Linked DNA regions of Homo sapiens: region 1 is linked to region 2. Evidence: chromatin contacts called from ENCODE Hi-C or POLR2A ChIA-PET data. All regions are on one chromosome and are shown on one strand. Each heading gives the region's core, a stretch centred on a gene start or an enhancer-like site at or near the end of the contact. The rest is flanking DNA. Distances are from core to core; before and after follow the strand shown. Region 1 overlaps ERCC6L2 (ERCC excision repair 6 like 2). Region 2 has its middle 28 kb from the start of HSD17B3-AS1.

Region 1 (3,781 bases), core at 1,098-3,597, 210 kb after region 2:
AAAGATTAAATGAACAAAACTAGTGGTTATTTTCATTACATTTTATTTTGAAAGAACTCATCACCAGTAAGAGGAAATGTAGAGTCCACAGAAGGTAATCTTGTTCCTTTAGCATACGTCTGCTGAATTCCACAATGAAAACGCATTTTATCCTAGTAGAGTGAGGCCTCTACCCTTATGCTACTGAGAAAAGTATTTTAGCTCACAAAATCACCAGCTTTGTAAGTTATTTTGATTTATGCTATTATATTAGGTATTTCCTGGGAATTATGGAGGCCCAGCATGCTACTCCTCCTTTGAGCCAATTTATGACTGACATGAGGATCATGATTTATAGACTCTGTACTTGAAAATCTATATTGTATTCAAGTCTCATGAAATGAAATTGTCAAAGAATCTTAACGAAAAGAGCAAATTCTGAAAAATTAAGAAAGACATTTTTTTCCCTTCCCTCTCCTTTTCCCCTTCTTTTACAAATACAACATAGAAATCGCACAAGACTTTTTGATGAGCCCAAAGGAAAGTTCTAAACTGATAAACCTAGACTATTTTTTCCCCAGTTGGCATGGACACCTAAGCTAAGGAGTGAGATGCTATTAGAAGAAATGTGTTGTATTCTTAGTGTAAGATACTAATAAAAGCTGTTGTATGCATGTATGAGGAAATGGGCCTTCAAGAACCTTGGTAAGATAGAGGCAGAAAGATTTAGGGACCTGGGCAATGAGCCCTGCTCCTTTCCCTAAATGAGGGTGCCATGGACTAAACTGTGCCCCTCCCCCAAATCATGCAGAAGCCCCCTAACCCAGGACGTAACAGTATTTGGAGTTAGAGCCTTCAGGAGGTAATTAAGGTTAAATGAAGTCATACGGGTGGGACCCTGATCCAACAGGATTAGTGTCCTTAGAAGAGATGCCAGAGAACCCACACAGTTTCTTTCTCTTCTGTCTCTTCCTCTCTGCCATGTAAGGATACAGGGAGATGGTGGCCACCTGCCAGCCAGGAAGAGGGCCCTCACCAGAAACTGAATCAGCTAACTTCTTGTTGTTGGCCATCCAGCCTCCAGAACTGTGGACACGAATTTCTGTTGTTTAAGCCACCCAGTCTATAGTATTTTGTTATGGCAATCCAAGCAGACTAAGACAATGGGTATTGCTTTGCTGATGATGAGTTTGGGCCATGAGATAGAACAGCTCAATGTTTATAAATACTCCTTTGAACAAAAGTCATAGATAGTGAGTGCAGCAGCACTTGATTAAAAGTCCTAAAGTTTTAGAAATTATATTTTACACCATAGTTCCTTAAAACATTCATTTATTTATTCACTTAACAAATATTTATAGAGCCTGTTATGTGCTAAGCACTATAGCAGGAACTATATAACAGCAAATAAGACTCCGTTTCCTATCTTCAAGGAGTTTACAGTTTACTTGGGCTAGACAAATGCATGAAAATCAAAGTAGAATAGAGTGATAAACCCATAATGTAAATTTACCATGAGGTAAATATGGGGCACTACTGGCATTCATAGAAAGGGAACCTAGGTCAGTGATTGGTGGTAGGCAAGGTGGATAGAAAGGGTGTCTCTTCCTGACAAGTCAGTCAGGTAATGATGAGTGAGGAAGTCTCCCAGGGGGAGAGGGTGCATGTACAGGCTCAGGTCCAAGATGACCTGGTTCACAGAGGGGCAGGAGAAACTGCAAGGAAGAGGCTAAAAATCATAGGGGGTCCGTAGGCCAAGTTTAGAAGTTTGAATTTTATCCTATGCAAAACAGAGAATCCTTAGCATTAAAAAAATTACTTTTAATGTATGTTAGTAGGAGCTTCAATGCCACTTTTCTTTCTGCCACGTAGACCAGGTTACATAGTTTGTGTTTCCTTTGCTTTTAGGGGCAGACCATAAAGCACACTCACAACTTTCTTTTGTGGCTTCAGATGGGCCTGTGGCTTCTAGTCCTCACTACACTGTCTTGTTAACTTCCCGAAATCCAGATACTATACATGCTTGATCAACAGCCACTTTCATCTCCAACAGAATATTTAGTAACACATACACATGACTCCAACTTTCTGTCCTGGAAATTGCCAATGTTCTTGTTGGAAAGTAACAAGCATGTTCTTAAGAGGTTCCAGTTTTCACTTCACATGAAGTAATGAGATATTATTCTGTCTATTTTTCATCTTCAAATCCATTTTCATGGCCCTTCTATTAAATATTTGTGTTTGTAAAGATTAAGTGATTGGCAAGGTTACAAGCTGATGTCTTTTATTTATCCAAGGCTTGGTGGTGTCTCAGCAACTGCCAAAGTAACTTCACCTCTGCTGTGCTGAAACCACGACCTCACCCGTGACCCTGTGAGCTGTCACCTCTGGGAGGAGAGCTGCTTCTAACCTCATTTTATCTGAGTAGTCTGCAAGTACACTATGCCACATGGTTGCTGCTTACAGGATAAGCTATAATTATCATTCACTTTATTTCTGCCTTTTAACTGGCTTTCCTAATTCTGGGCCTTCAGAATTTTCTCTAAGAATTTAAGGAACTGCAGGGTACAAACAGGGGGCATAAGCCAGCCAGTTTGTGAAGAAAAGTTAGTTAACTAGAGTAGACTTCCATAACCCACTTAGGGAAAGGGGGAAAAAAAGAAACCAAAGATATGTATCTTTCAGCAAGTGTATCAAAAGCAGTTATGTATCATGGATACAATTCAAAATCCTCTCTCTTTCTGGAGGAAGGGAGGTGGAACACACCTAAATTCATCTTCTGTCTGCCTAAGCTTCCGGAAGGAGAGGAGGACTGAACACTTCATTCAGATGATCATGTGACTGCAGTAGAGGGAGGTGCAGTCTTGATTCTGATTGACTAGGACAGTTAATGGAAAAGAGGGTGGTAAAATGTACATGGTTGGACAGTTTTACTTCTACATCCCTAATTGGTAACCAAAGCCAATAAGGCACATAGTGATTGAAACACTTGAACATGCCACTAGAACTCAACGAAGCTGACGAGTCTGTCATCGCTCTGCCCACGGCTCAAGATGCGTATGCAGCATGCTGTACAGCATTGTGTCCATTCCAAAAGCAAACTCCCCGACCACAGCAGGTGCTGTATCAGTCACTTTCACAATGCTGATTGCAACATCTGATCTGGTGCCGGAGCTGAAGGATTTCATCAGGCTGGACAGATCAATTGTTGGAGAGAAAGGCAAAATAAAAATAGCACCATGGTGCATACCTGACTGGAAAAATGGGTAATGTTACCACCAAGTGCAAGGCTGTGAAGGCTGCTTTCTCGCTTATCTATAATGCTGTGTGCAAACCCAGCTGTAACCTGATGCAGCAGATAAACAAAAGATTCAGTGCTCTACTCTCAGCTGTCAAGCCAGGAGGCACCACAACCTCTGTCAAACTCAACCCAGCATGTGACTTCAACGAAGCCGCAGCATGACTAGCTAGCAAGGGTCTTGACATCAAGATAACACGATTACTCTTTCAACTTGGTACCGACCCTAACCTTGGGGTCACTGGGTGTGCCTTCATAAGTCAGTTTAAGCTCATCACAACCTTTTCTGAAATGACCTCATATGTTATAATGTGAAGTTTCATTGAGGAAGGATTCAATCATGCCTCACTGCTCCCTGGTGCAGGTTGTGACATAATGAAATTCATGAGCATTGAAGGACGACTCATTGAGAAACATGGGGAAGAACTTCCATTTCTTAGTCTTCTGACTCAGAGGGCACAAAGAATTAACACCTGCAAAGTTCCCTAATCTCTGTAAGGTCAC
Region 2 (4,081 bases), core at 996-3,495:
TATTTATTCATTCAGCTGTTGGTGGACATTTGGGTCGCTTCCACTCGGGTGCTATTACAAACAAAGCAATTATGAGCAGTCAGGTTCAAATCTTTGTATAGACAGATGTTTTTGTTTTTCTTGAGTAAATACCTAGGAGTAGAATGGCTGGGTCAGATGACAGGTGTATGTTTAAAATTTTATGAAACTCCAAACTATTTTCCAAAGGAAGGGGGTCATACCATTTTATATTTCTACCAACAATGAATGAGGAACTCAGCCCTCCTAGGGCCCAGTCTGGCGACTGTGACCGTATTCCAGAGGCTTTATAATCCTGTTTTTTTCCTGTGAGCAAAAAAGTTATAAAGGAATGAGATCTAGAAAAGATAGTTCTAGTTGAACCAAAATCTTTTATCCAGGGTGAGGGCATACAAACTGCAAGGGGCCTGGGTGGGGGAGGCAGAGAAGCGCCCGCCTCTTCCGACCTCTCAGGTGCGTGTGAGCCGATGCTCCGCTAGGGGGCGCGGGAGAGCAGGCCGCCCCCCGCGTGACTCTCAGAGCCCGAGGGCTCCCTCCAGGTCCGCTGCCTTCTGCCCACAGGAAGGAGTCACTTTCCCAACTGGCGGGGAGCGGGGGAGTCACTTTCCCAACTGGCGCGGGCGGGTTGGGAGGGGCCGCTGAGCCGCATCTGCCACAGTCACGAAGCTTTCTTAGCACCTCCTGGAGTTCAAGGAAAATCCAGAAGCAGCTCTTTCCTTGAAGGAAGACGTTCACAGCATCGCACCCACGAAGAGGGTGCGGCTTCCCCCTCTCACCCTTCTGGGTCTCGGCCGATCGCCTGGCAGTTGGGCTCGTGGCCCATCCTGCAGGAGGGCGCAGGCATGCATAGCGCCTGCGGAGGAGCGCTGCTCCTACGCCCCAGGCACGGCCCCCGCAGGCCGGGCAGTGACCCCGGTGGCCCGGCCCTTAGGGCGTGCGAGTTGACCGTGCCCCTTCTCCAGGACGCGCGGCCGGCGGCTGGGTTTTCGAACGCGCGGCTGTGAACGGCTCCTTGGCGAGGAGGCACAGCCTCCGCAGGCCGGAAGCCACGCGCCCACCAAAGGCACGAGGAGCAGGGCGGAGAGTACTGCGGGTCAGACGAGCGAGGCCCTCGGGGAGGCGCCCAGAGGAGCGGGGCAGCGCGGCCGCAGCGCGGGTCGGGTCCGCGGACGCTGTTCAGGCCCCACTGTGGGGCTGCTGCCCCTGGGCTGCCCTCCGGCTCGGTGGAGCGCGGGAGTGGGGGTGGGGGCGCCTCTGCTGCTTCCACCCCAGAAACCCGGGTCAGCGTTGGGAGCTGCACTGGGCGGCAGCGGAGAACATTAGAAGGGACAGTGTTTGGGTTAAAATCTAACCCTCGGTCGGGCGTGGTGGCTGAAGCCTATCCAACCACTTTGGGAGGCCGAAGCGGGAGGATCACGAGGTCAAGAAATCGAGACCAGCCCGGCCAACATGGTGAAACCTCATCTCTATTAAAAATACAAAAATTAGCCAGGCGTGGTGGTGAGCGCCTGTAGTCCCAGCTACTCGGGAGGCTGAGGCAGGAGACCCGCTTGAACCCAGGAGGTGGAGGTTGCAGTGAGCCAAGATCGAGCCACTGCACTCCAGCCTGGCGACAGAGCGAGACTCTGTCAAAAAAAAAAAAAAAAATCTATCCCTCATGATCTTGCTTTCTGTGCGTGTGTCTTTGCGTCAGGGGCAGGGAAAGCCTGTAGAGCACACATTGCCTAGTGAGGTCTTTACAACACAGGCTTTAATTATTTTCCTCCTTTCGCAGCTGAGAACAGAGAATTTAAGCAACTTGCCCAGAGTTCCAGAGCCAGACCTTAAAGGTAGGGCTTGTGACTCCGCATTAGGAACGTTCTCCTCCCCTGGATGGACCCGATGCCCCCGCACTAATAATCTTGAGCCGGAATTCAGCAACGCAGTGGTGACATTCAACCTTCCGCCTCACGGAGGCGGTGCCGGCGGGGCAGGGGATGGCCGCCAGGGGGCAGTGTGGCTCCGTGCCTCCGCGCCCGCTCCCGGACCCGCGCCCTGCCCCCACCGGCGCTGAGCCCGCCGGCGCTGAGCCCTCCAGCCCTGCTCCGCGTTCTTAGCAGCGTCGCCAGGCGTGGAAGAGGTTGGACTCAGGGCTACGTCTTCCAGTAGTTAAAAAACGGGGGGCCGAGGCCCCCACAGTTAAAGTGGGCGAGAGAGCAGCTTCCAGCATCTATGGCGATGATGGCCTTTTTTTGCCCAGATGCAACCAGGTCTGCCAGTCGGCCAGCTCGCACGGAGGGGCCCACCTCCAGCCCTGGCCTCAAGAGGGACCAGGCACAAACCTTACCTTGACAATGTTTCCAGCAACACTTCGCTGGGACAACTAGTCAGTGTGGTCAACCAGGCTAGGACAACTAGTCAGTGTGGTCACCCTTGTGGCCGTTCTTACGGGGAATTTGGTTATTATGGGGAACTTGGTGAGACTTGGGTGTAAGCCAGTAGTTGCATTAGTTGTTTTTGTAGCTTATCTTGTTTTAGTAGCAGTGATAGTGAGATTTTGCTTGTTTTTTTTTTTTTTTTTTTTTTTTCTTCTGGACTGATCCAAACGGAATGCTGAAGTTCTGTCTCCATCCGGAAGACCTGGGCTGTGGCCTCCCGGCGTCTCTGGGCAGGGGCATCTGCAGGTCCCCACTCTGGTGGGCACCCTGCTGCGAGTCTGCTCATACCCAGGGTGGATGCACCAGCTGCAGCTTTCAGCTGAAAAGAAACACGCTCTGCTCTGGCTTATGTCTGGCTGAGCTCTGGAAGGGCGGGCCCCTCTCAGCGAGCTGGGGGGCCCGCGTAGACGAAGATGACCCGCAGGCCTTATCAGCACTTATCTTTCAGTAAAGCCTGAGAGGCCAGCTTTGTGTCTGGGACCCTGGGAGCTCAGGAGGGCAGCTCGGCTTTTGTTCCTTGTTCTTCTCCAGCTGTTGGGAACTTTGCTGACAGCAAGAATCTACTCCATGGATTCACAGCACAGGCTATGACCAGAGACATATTTTTGTCCTAAAACATTTTTTTTTCTGATTATAAAGTTAATGGCCATTTTTCTTTTCTAACTTTTTATTTTGAAATAATTTGAAGCTTCTAAAAGCAGTTTAAAAATTATGCAAAGAGTTCACATGCACCCTTCACCCACATTGATGCCCTATAAATGCCTTGGTTTATATTTCCCCTCAAAATAACCACAGGCTTGTGACTGAATCAGGAAATTAACATTGATATAGTTGTGTTATCCTCCACAGACCCTCATCATATTTCCCCGAGGCCCATGAATGGGCCTTTGCTGAATCACACCTTGGGTTAGTTATTGCGTCTCTTTAGTCTCCTCTAATCTGGAACACTTTCTCAGATTTTCTTCATTTTTTCATGACTTGGACAATTTTTGAGCATATGGACCAGTTATCTTGTAGGAAGTCCCTGAACTTGGGCTTGTCTGACGTTCCCTCAGGATCAGACTGTTCGGAATCCCAGGGGCGGTGCTGGGTTCTTCCTGGTGCACCCCCCACCCCTGCCTCTGCCAGGGAGCAGCCGTTCCTGGAGATGTCACCTTTATCACTTGGTTAGGTGATGTCTGCTGTGTTCTCCACTGTAAAGTGATTATACCTTGTGGGGGGATACTTGCAGACTTTGTGATTATCTTATTTCTGAAACATTTTAGAGAATTTGAAAAGTATAGTCAAGAAGGGCAAAGAATCCCTCCTGGCTCCCCGCCTGCAGATAAGCACTGTCTCCATGCTGACTCCGTGCTCTTCTTCTTTTCCCTGGAGTCTCTGCTCTCTTTGGGATCCTCTAACCCTGCTGGAAGGACGTGTTCCTGTGGCTGATAAGCCTCACGCGACCTCTCCCATCCCCTGTCCCATTCCTCTGGGGGTGCTGTGGAGATTCTGTCTGAAACAGAGGTGTGATTCTAATAGAATTTTTAGGTCTAGCCCAGGGAGGAGGGAGAAGTTTTAAGTGGAGCCTTTTAGCTCCTCCAGAATTCAACATCCTGGGGCCTCCTTCCAGGAGGACAAGGGGAAAATTAAGGCAGCCACCCAGA

Evidence for each region. Hi-C counts contacts between places; a loop is a spot of excess contacts on that map. ChIA-PET counts read pairs that join two places held with the same protein, here RNA polymerase II (POLR2A). Pooled maps may share reads with other maps.
Region 1: a loop to region 2 is called in a pooled map, with 6 times the contacts of the local background. The contact joins two enhancer-like sites. A Hi-C loop is called at or near these places in 1 of 168 maps with a recorded cell type or tissue (OCI-LY7) and 8 of 50 pooled maps. POLR2A ChIA-PET finds 5 or more read pairs at or near these places in 2 of 52 experiments (H1 and WTC11).

Annotation. Positions count from the first base shown.
Region 1 is chr9:96,008,442-96,012,222 of GRCh38, reverse strand. The region is part of intron 18 of ERCC6L2 (ERCC excision repair 6 like 2); the gene reads right to left. Among named protein-coding and RNA genes, the nearest start is that of LINC00092, 11 kb to the left of the region's middle. Within about 2 kb of position 2,347, at least 5 of the 41 ENCODE cell types and tissues checked have a DNase peak (open chromatin) inside an H3K27ac peak, as active enhancers do.
Region 2 is chr9:96,216,260-96,220,340 of GRCh38, reverse strand. No RefSeq gene overlaps it. Among named protein-coding and RNA genes, the nearest start is that of HSD17B3-AS1, 28 kb to the left of the region's middle. RefSeq lists a silencer at 1,893-2,102 and an enhancer at 2,113-2,332. Within about 2 kb of position 2,245, at least 19 of the 41 ENCODE cell types and tissues checked have a DNase peak (open chromatin) inside an H3K27ac peak, as active enhancers do.